Regions from separate parts of the Homo sapiens genome. Here region 2 is linked to region 1. A link is a loop called in an ENCODE intact Hi-C map of the cell type or tissue named here. Cell type or tissue: spleen. All regions are shown on one strand. Links, peaks and the distances in the headings refer to the core of each region. The heading gives the core; the rest is flanking DNA.

What was found. A loop is a pair of places that touch in the nucleus more often than their neighbours do. Peaks named below come from ENCODE experiments on the same cell type or tissue, not always from the same donor. Only the 100,000 strongest peaks of a DNase experiment are listed, where the experiment ranks them.
Region 2: it touches region 1 in a loop (4-fold over the local background); 75 of 110 quality-filtered maps call a loop at or near these places.

What each region holds. Positions count from the first base shown.
Region 1 is chr7:111,749,512-111,754,895 of GRCh38, reverse strand. The region is part of intron 42 of DOCK4 (dedicator of cytokinesis 4); the gene reads left to right. Among named protein-coding and RNA genes, the nearest start is that of DOCK4-AS1, 56 kb to the left of the region's middle. In spleen, for the core only: a CTCF peak has its summit at 2,551 (motif pointing left); no DNase peak of the experiment used is centred there.
Region 2 is chr7:112,492,952-112,498,335 of GRCh38, reverse strand. No RefSeq gene overlaps it. Among named protein-coding and RNA genes, the nearest start is that of LSMEM1, 15 kb to the right of the region's middle. RefSeq lists a silencer at 1,411-1,624. In spleen, for the core only: a CTCF peak has its summit at 2,285 (motif pointing right); a DNase peak (open chromatin) is centred at 2,355.

The DNA.
Region 1 (5,384 bases), core at 93-5,092:
GATGGCAGCGTATTAGTCTCACTGAGCAGTCCTGGGTGGAGCACCCACTGTAGATCAGTGGGTGCCACTGTAGAACCTGGTAACCACAGCTCCCAAGAACCCTCCGGTTGTAAAATGTGACCCCAGCTCCAGGCCCCAGTTGTGGACAGCAGGGAGAGCAGCAGCTGAAGGCAGCCACATCCAGGGTGGGACCCCACCCAGCTGTCTGTGCTGTTCTTCCAGCGACAGCACCTCGATGTCAGCCATAGCCCTGCAGTCTCACAGCCTCCCTTGCTACATCCATTATAGCCATTTATTAACTTTATTTCACTTAGTGTGAATGTTCATTTGTTTCACTGCAGAAATAATAATGTGTTTGTTTTTGAGCCTGGGTCTCACCCTTTCATTGCCATAGTTCTCTGATAGGAAGTGTGCCAATTGTGCAAATATAATGTAATTCATACCTTATTTAGGTCACAAGCCTATTCTGTCAATCCAGAAGAAAGAACAGCTCCTGACCAAATTGTTTTTCAAGAATTGTTTGTCTTACCTGAAATGTCTCAGCATTGAAACTACTCTCGGCCTATCATGTTCAATTAAGCTAAGGATTTAAAAGTTAAAATTGAACTCTATTCAGCAGATTACATCAGTGCAGTTGTATTCTTGTCCAGTCTGAGGTCCAGAGTCCCCAAAAGCTGGCTGCTTACATGTTGTGCCCTGGTACCTTCCATGGAAGTGGGGAGACTGCTAAACGCAGTGCTCAAAAAGTCTTATTATGCTTCCCGCTGAATGGCATGGGTCCAACTTGTAGAAGTGTTTTTAGTCATCCATGCTGCATTAATGATTCAGAGAGCCTTTAGCTACTTACTACCCAGAGCATTAAATCCTGTGAAGTCTCATCAATGGTCCTAGCCCTTGGAAATGTCATATACACATACAATGCTAATAAAAAATAGCATGCTGATAATGATAAAAGGAGCATTACTAAACACAACCTTTCAAACATCAGCTGCCTACTTTATTAGAATATGTAATCTTATGTTCTGTCAAATGGAACAAATCAAATTCAGCTGTTTTGTTCCCTGAACACAGCCCACTCTTAACAGCTTTTGTGTTTTTCTCTTGTTCTTGCTGCCTAGAATGTCCTCACTGTCGATTAAAGCTATTGGTTTCCTGGTTTAACTCCTAGTGTAGAAGGTCTTCAAGAACAGGGACAGGTAGTAGGTGCTCAATACAAATACATCACGTTGAATTGAAATTCCTCATCTGCAGATGTCAGCATCTGAAAACCAAGAGATGTTTTCATTTGTTCGGCTCCAAAGCTCATTTGCTAATAATACACCCAACCTTTTCTAATGCAAGTCCATTTATTAACTTTATTTCACTTAGTGTGAATGTTCATGTGTTTCACTGTAGAAATATTATATTTCCTTTTTGTTTTTGAGACTGGGTCTTGCTCTGTCACCCAGGCTGGAGTGCAGTGATATGATCATGGCTCACTGCAGCCTTGACCTCCCGGGCTCAAGTGATCCTCCCACCTCAGCCTCCCAAGTAGCTGGGACCACAAGCATGTGCCATCACAACTGGCTAATTTTCTGATTTGTTGTAGAGATGAGGTGTCACGATGTTGCTCAGGCTAGTCTTGAGCTCCTGGGCTGAAACAGTCCTCTAGCCTTTGTCTCCCAAAGTGCTGGGATTACAGGCATAAACCACCATGCCCAGCCTTATTAATGTAATGCATTTGATTAAAGGAACCTGCCCTAGATCCTGCTAGGGGTTACATAATATACCATATATGGCCCTATACTGCCTTTCTAAAATCTGAAAAGTTCTTCATTCTGAAACATGTGGCACCAAAGGTTTCAGATGAAATTGGGGACCTTTATTTTCTAAATCACAGACCCCCCCCCCAATAGCTTATCAACTTTTGTTAAGATATCAATGCCTTTGAACTATTGTTTCCTCTGTAGTTTATTATTTTCAAAACCCAAAAAAAGTGTTTTTGTCCTGATTAAAAAATTAGCTCATTTCAGCTGGGTGCCATGGCTCACCTGTAATCCCAGCACTTCGGGAGGCTGAGACAGGTGTATCACCTGAGGTCAGGAATTCAAGACCAGCCTAACCAACATGGTGAAACCCCGTCTGTACTAAAAATACAAAAAAGTAGCCGGGCATGGTGGCACGCACCTGTAGTCCCAGCTACTTGGGAGGCTGAGGCAGGAGAATCGCTTGAACCGGGGAGGCAGAGGTTGCAGTGAGCTGAGATCACACCACTGCACTCCAGCCTGGGCAACAAGAGCAAACCTCTGTCTCAAAAAAAAAAAAAAAAAAAAAAAAACCTAAGCTGATTAAAAAATTTTTAATCAAGACAAACATTTATAGTTTAGAATCCATAAATGATTTTTTAAAAATCCAACTAAAGATTACGAGAATATTTTCATACCACATCCTGCCCATCAGAAAACAATGTGCCTCTTTCTAAATACTGTATACCCAGAATCTAACCACTCCTCAGCGCCCCCACCGATAGCGCCACCTAGTGCCTGATTACTGCAGTAGCCTCCTAAAAGATTTGCTTTCCCCCTTATCCCTGTAGTCTCCTCTGTACATGGCAGCCAGTGACCTTTTTAAACTTAAGTTATAGCATACAAAAATAGAGAAAATGTATAATGATATAATGAGCCTGACTTACCCATCATTGCTTCAACAGCCATCAAGCCAATTTTGTTTCATCTACATGTCTACCTGCTCCCTCTCAACTGGACTATTTTTGAAGTAAATCTCAGATGTCATATCACTTCATCTACAAATATTTTAGTATTCATATTTATTTTTAAAAACCTGAAATATTGTCACATTAAAAATTAACAATAATTACTTGATCATAAAATGTACAGTGTTCATTCCACACTTTACCAAGTCTTTTATTCTGCATTTTAGACCAGCCTGGGCAATGTAGTAAGACACCGTCTAAACAGAAAATTTAAAAAATTAGTCAGCATGGTGGCATATGTCTGCAGTCCTAGCAACCTCCTACTCCAGAAGTTGAGGCCAGAAGATCACTGGAGCCCAGGAGTTTGAGGTTACAGTGAACTATGATCATACCACTGTACTCTAGCCTCGGTGACAGTCTCAACCCTCTTTTTTAAAAAAAAAAAATTATATATTTTTAGGCCAGGCATGGCGGCTCATACCTGTAATCCCAACACTTTGGGAGGCCAGGGCAGGCAGATCACTTGAGGTCAGGAGTTCAAGACCAGCCTGGCCAATATGGCAAAACCCTGTCGCTACAAAAAATACAAAAAGTAGCTGGGCATGGTGGATCACGCCTGTAATCCCAGCTTCTCAGGAGGCTGAAGCAGGAGAATTGCTTGAACCCAGAAGGTGGAGGTTGCAGTGAGCCAAGATTGCACCACTGCACTCCAGCCTGGGCAACAGAACAAGTGAGACTGTCTCAAAACAGAAAAAAAAAAAATATTTTTACTCTATTATTCGAATCCAGATTTAAATAAGGGCCATGCATTGCAATTGATTGAAATGTCTTCTAAGTCTCTTTCAATCTGTAAGTTTCCCCTTGCATCACTTTCCTTATTTTTTTATTGAAGAAACTAAAGACTGTTTATCCTGAAATGTTTCCGTATGTGTGGATTCTGCAGACTGCATCCCAGTGAAGTCATATAACATGTTTCTCTGTCACCTGTATTCCTTGTAAATTGGTAGTTAGAACTAGAGACTTGATAAAATGTTTGCTTTTATTTTCACAAGACTACTTCATACTTGGTGTTATGTGCTACTGGTTGTCGTGTGTGTGTGTGATGTTGGCAGCCACTGGTGATCATTGACCAGATCCATTAATCTTTTATGGGTTGCAAAATGGTGATATTTTATTTCATGTTTATTTACTCATTGGAATACTCTGTAAAGAGAAATGTCCTCTCACTAAATATTTGATTACCCTGAGGTACAGGAAAGATAATGCTGTATTCTACAAAAGCGACTGGAGGGGTTTTTGTTTGGTTGGTTTTTGGATCATTAGTAACTCATGGATATAAGTATATTTGTTTTGTTTTAATCCATGGCAGTTATTAAATTTAAAAATGTTCCATCTTTGCCTGTTGGGAGCATCTTCAAAATGGCTCCTGAGTCTGTTTTCACAGTATCCAAGTAGTGTTTGTTACTGAGCTAACACACAGGATCTGATTGTCAAGTTCGATGCAGGACTCAGCGACCCCTCCCAGCATCAAGCTTTACTAGTAATTTCAAGGCAGGCAGGATGCTCAGATAAAGCAGCGAGATTTCTGAGACATTACACATCGTCTGCTAGGTCCTTCTTCCCCACATCAGTAATAATTCAGAATTATAGGTGGAGTCCCTGAGGTTCACAGGGTTCCTCATTCAGAAGCACGTTTAAATTATGAAGTGTCGATTATGAAACATTCCATTTTCTACTCCAGAGAGTTAGTTGTAAAGCTTCTCAGGGACATTCTGTAATCATGCCTCATGGATTCTGGTTTATTTATTTACTTAAAGAAATCCTTTGACTGGGGACTTTAGGGCATTCTGTAGATAACATCTCTTCCTCCTAGCAATTACTTTTAGTCTGTTTACTTGAAGGTTCAATTGACAAAGAGATAAGACATAGTCACCTGTCTTTTCTGTCCCTTAAGGACATTCCCCAGTAAAGAAAATGAATGGATCACAGGCCAGATACTTTCATGTTTTCCTCCCATCCTTACCTTTACCATCCTTCCTGGTAAGACGAGGTGGTCTAGGATCACTTGAACATCTCCTGCCCCAGACCTGAAAGCAGCTATTTCTCCAATGACTCCTTATTCATTTTAGTGGTGAACAATATTTAGAGATTGTAATCTGAAGGATAGAGGAAAGTAATTCTTGGTGAACACTCTATCACATATCTTTGCACACTTCTTTGACCGTCCCCTTATATTTCCCTAGAAGTGAATTAATCAAAAGTATCCCCACTGTAACCACTGATTCATGGCTCAGCAATGGGATATATCGTTTACACCCTGTCTAGAGGGGATAACTAGTCTTAGGAATACTTATTTCCCCAGCATCTTCTCCAACACTAAGTGTTGTATATTTTAATCTTTCCAAATAATAGACCAAAATTATACTGGGGTTGGATGTTTTGTTTCAGCATTTTTTGAATGCTAAGTGAAGATATGTTTTCATATATTGATGAACTCTATACCAATCATATCCTTTGCCCCTTTTCTTCAGTATTTGGCAAATATTAACATTTTATCTATCCTTCATGTTGGAAATATTTTCCAAGTCGTTTGTATTTTGCCTGTGTTTATTATGTCTTGTTTTATTTACTTTTAGAAAATTTGATTTTTAATAGCATTTGAATTTATAAAGATGAAGATTGCTTTTTTCTT
Region 2 (5,384 bases), core at 333-5,332, 740 kb before region 1:
TTTTGTCCTACATCTGAAAACAAAACAAAACAAACAAAAACCAGACAAATTTGAGTAGAGAGTAAAGCAAGAACAAGGACAATCTATTCACCTCCTTTTCCTGCAAGACCCCCTTTCTGTCTCACCTGCTGACTGAGCTCCCCCTCATCATCCTTCCCCAGGACAGCAGCTGCAAAGTCAAGGAGAGTGGACCTTGACTGGACGAGCTGCATCATCAGAGTCCACTAAGCAATGGATTCCTCCACAAAGGTCACTATAAGTTAAGAAAAGCTTTCCCTGGTCAACTGACATCTCTAATCTTTCCAGGTTAAATCATTCTTCTTCATGAAGAATCCACAATCCACCTTTGAGGAGTAAACAGATGCATTTGCAAATAAGAGAAAGCCTAGGAAAATTAGAGGTTTCTTATCCCCAAGCAATTTTAATAAGGAGGAAACTGTAGGAAATACATATGTATATAAATACATTCCTAAAAGCTACTGTTTCTTTACTCATTTATTCAAAAAGCCTTCTGTCTGCCAGACACTGCTAGGCACTAAGGTTTCAAGGATGAAAAAGAGAGACATGGTCTCTACCCTCGTGGTGGTTACAGCCCAGTGGAATGCTGACTGTGAACCAGGAGTTATGCTAAGTGTTTCACAAACACGTGATCTCCTTTCAACCACTATAGGGTCAATGTTATCACCCTCATTTTCAGAGAGGAAGGAACTGAGAAAGAGGTTAAGTTTCCTTCCCAGGCCACACAGCTTTTAAGAATCAGAACTGAGATTCTAATCCAGTTCACCTGACTCCAAAGTCCATCTGGTGCCTGAAAATATTAGGGTAGGACTCCTTGAGGAAGCAAAACCAAAAACATTTTAGAGGGTCTGTTTGAGAAGACTGGATACATGCAGGAGGGATGTTGAAATGAAGGGATTAGAAAGAATATCCCAAAGAGAAGGGACTCTCTGAACAAAGACATCGTGGAAATAGCATGCTATAAAGAACCTACAAAGCAGGATTTGGGAACTATTAAAGATTTTTTACTAGGGAGGGTATAGATTTACATTTTTAAGAAGGTTATTCTAATGGCCTTGTGGAATGAGGACTCGAAAGAGACAAACCCAGAGTCTACGAGACCGGTGGGAAGTCTGTTGTGATCATGTGGACAAAACACAATTATGGGCTTAAGTAGAGCACAGACAGTAGGGATAGGGAGGAAGGGATGGATTTGAGAAATGTTTTAGCAGTTGGAAAGGGACAAATTGACTAGATAGAACATGGTCCCGGGTTAGGAATAGGAGACTGAATTAAGGACAGAGGTTAGTTCTTAAAACAAGCAGTTTACCTCGATGTGAGTCTTGAGGAAAAGCTAAAAGTTAGGGTGAGGTTGTAGGCAGTTCTGTAGAGACATCCAGAGAAACTCTCTGGATGGCTCTGTTATTCTCTCTAAAGGTAGGGTGACCAACTGTCCCAGTTTGCATGGGGCTGAGGGCTTTCCTGGGATAGCAGTTAGCTTATTGTCTGCTCAAGGAGATATCTGCCCTCCCCTGAACCATTCCAGCTCTTATTTTCTGGGCCATAAATTTGGGCACTTAACCATGTCTTCTTTCTTATTTTGCCATTGTGTGGTAACCTTGCTTCCCCACTTAGAGATAAGGTCCATGAGGGATGCACGTCTACATGATGAAAGCGTCTGGAGCTTAATAAATTCCTAGTGCTTCACGAGAAGATTCTTCCCAGAAGAGGCCTGAAGATAAGGTTACCTTGTGCAGACCTTCCTAAAAGTGGGATTGGAGAGCTCCCTTCTGAGGAAAATTCCTCAAATCCAAAAGAACCATCAGCCCCTCTCTAGAGCCAGCAGAAGGTCTTGTCTGGACCTCAGACTCTGCTTTCCCCCTTCTTTCTGCAAATAAAAAGATTAGCCACTCTCATAAATCCAGTGCTTACCAAGTGCTAGGCATCATTTTGTTCGATCATCACAGCAACTCTGTGAGATAAGTGTTATTCCCATTTTATCGAGGAGCTGACCAAGGCCCAGGAAAGGTAAATAACTTAGCCAAGCTCACACAACTTGTGAGCAGCAGAGCCAGATTCAAAGACAGGTCCTTCAATTCCAAAGTCCACAGTTTTCACCACTGTCTACACAGCCCTCTTAGCCTACTCATGGCCATTTCCTCCAGTTGCAGCTCCCAGTTGTTCTAGGTCTGATGCCACCATTTGCTCTCCCTCCAGTATCCCACACATACTCTATCCTCTCACTTTCCTTCTTTCTTTCAAATGGACCTCCTTCGCTTGAAGTACCCAACTGCCACCAGGTGTCCCTCCTCTCCTATTAGTGAACACCACTTTGCTGTAATTGCAAATCAGAGGCAATGCAGACAGCCTGGAAACTCTTCCAAGCTTAATTCAATTAAACAAATTCACGTTATTGAGCAATGTACTAACACGCTGGGGATGCCCAGACCAGAATCAAACAAAGGGAACAACACAAATACACGATTACAAGGCAAAATCTAAGAGGTTCAAATGAAGTTCTAGGCTCAAAAGAAGAGTGAATTGCATCAAGTTGGTGGGAAAACATTTATAAAATATTCCTTTGTGATTTTTACCAAGTAATATGGAAAGAACCTGGGTTTTCTAGCATCTCTACTGAAAGTTTTCTTTAAAAGGTCCCAGACTGAATGTCAAAGGCTGCCTCATGTCTTTCGTCAGTGTTTTTCTGAGTCTATAAAAAACTGTTTTTGAGCCTCTACATAAGTTTACAGTAATTCAGAAGCTGACCCTGACTTATGAATATTAAAGAAGTTTGCTAGGTTTGAGAAGGGGACACAGAGTAGAGTTCTAATTTAGTCTGATTCTGGCGATATTGAAAATCACTTTAGGGAATGACAAATTAGACATTTTTAGCATTGGAGAAGCCTTAATTGAATTATTAACTGGTTTTCAATTGTTTGGTCTGCTCCATTTGTTCATTAAACAATAAATGCTCTGTGGCAGCAGCACTGCACATTCAGAAGGAATGTTCCTAATGAAATAAGCCTGTTACAACTCATTACTTTGGGAATTCATGCATGAAAAATGAATCAAGTTTCAAAATTTAAAAGGGAATAGATGAGGCCAAGAAATGAAGAAGAATTAGGATCATGACTCTCTAAATTCAGGACTGCATTTCTCACAGATCATTTGTTCTTTAGCCACTTGGGAAGACATGAAATATCTCATGCCTGCCTCCATCTAAGAAGACTTCAAACACTGCCTGCCGCCTTGCAGGTGGGCTCTATATTTCATGCCATGGCTGCTGTCTCTGTTCTTATCCACCTTCACATCCTGCTCCCCACATTGCTGGCCAAAAAGCAAATGTCTACAGAAGAATTCCCAGCCATGTTAATGTTAATACTAATCTTGAAGGGGGAAAAAAAAGAGAAAATGAAGAAATGAAACAGAAGTAAATGCTTCCTTGAATTTCTTTCTGACCGATTATGTGACTTCTTTTGATTTCCCTTAAGTGGTGAGGGAAATTCAAGGGTAACACAAGTTTTGTCCAAATTGACTCATTTGCAAAGACAGAAAACTCAGCTAAATTTAAGACAAATTTTATTCTTTGCCGTTTTAGGAGTTGCACTATACTACATAACAGCCTATCTCTGCTCACTTTAACACTTGGTTTTGCTCCTCAGCTCCTGAGGAATAAATCAATCACTTGTCTCAGTTCATGGTGCATGACTGTCATTGGTTCCAATTGATTATTGAATATTTTAATATTGGTTGATTACATTTTTAATCCCACTAAATCTGAAGAGTAGAGTTGTTTCTAAGTCACTTATACGGCTAGATCAAATAAGGGACATCTGACCATCCCCAGAAGGGAATGTCAATCTTCTCCTATCACAGGGTCTAGAAAACGTCTTCAGAAGAAGACTCAAGACAGGAAGTTCCCACTCAAAATGATGGGACTTGGTGGATCCTGATGTAATTGATGTGGGTGGGATCAGGCAGGGGTGAGTCTAATGTGAGTCTAATGAGTCTAATTAGACTCATTAGGGGTGAGTCTAGGTGAGTCTAATGCCTAAGGGTCTCTCCCTTAGGCAGAGACCCGAGCAGCACTACTTTTCTCAACCAGATCTTCTCAGGCTCTCTTGGGGCAGTACGTAGAGCAAGCCCCTTGCCTGGGATCTCCTCGGGTCCCTCACCCTTCGGAGTTCCCAGGTGCTTGCTCAAACCTGCTATCAAAATAGCCCTCAACAGCCCCATAAACTGGAGCCTAAGCTCCGTGCAGTTGAGGAGGTCAAGACAAGTGGGACCGGAGGTACAGGAATGGGATGGAAATAAAGAGAAAATAAAAATGAGTGAAGGAGGAAGTGACAGGGATATGTTCTTCTGAACATATTTGGGGGTTCTTTGACAAGAGATTACTAGTGTTGCCTAAACATTCAAAATAATATCTACAGAATGGCCACCCTCTTTAATATACAATTTAAGTTCATTTAATTTTTTAGTGACCTGTAAACAACACAGAGACTGAAGGGCTTTGTGTCAACTCCCTTATTCTTACCAGCAGCAACACCCTCCCATGATACAGAAGAAAATGCTGAAAGTCAGGGGAATTAAGGAACATGATCAAGGCCACACTGTTACTCGTGCATAGAACCAGAATCAGAACCCAAGTTTATTCTGAATCCGTTATCTGTCCAGCCACCCAAACCGAGCACCAGAATCATCACAGCAGCACTTCATAACAGGAATTCCTAGTCCCACCCCATGCCTGCTAAGTCAGAATAGCCAAGGCCACAGTCCAAGAATCAGGGTCTTTCCAGCCTCTCAAGTGATACTCGGATGGGCACACTGAGGAACTGCTATTTCTGATTCATGATTACAGATCACTACTGGTTGCCTGTACATGGCTTATTTGCATGACCAGATCAGAAGCCTCTTTGAAGGGACCATGATTTCCCTGCCTCTGACACCCTTTGTAGTGTCCAGCACAGCATGGCACCACTGCTGGGCACAGTGTATATGCCTAGTACCCATTTATCAAATGGAATTTTCTTCTGTGTTGTTTTTTCATGTGCTTTTTAAAAAATCATTTTCATCCTCATAAAAAGTAGAATTACATTTCTGTAATGTTTTCCCTATGTAAAAAAAAAAAATTACTGATAAGTCATCTTCACCAAATAAGTGGCTGCACGGATTCCAGTAAGAACATTTTTATGTTTCCTTAAAAGAAAATACACTGCCTGACCACAGTTCTAAGGCTCTCTCTTCTTTTCACAGCTTCTTGGGGCCAAACTCATTCACAGAGGGGATAGATTACCAGTCTTTTCTGATGATCGATCTCTTTTGCTTATCCTTCTCTCCTGAATATAAATAGGGTCATTATGTTAAGCTGGAATAAAATTATTTTT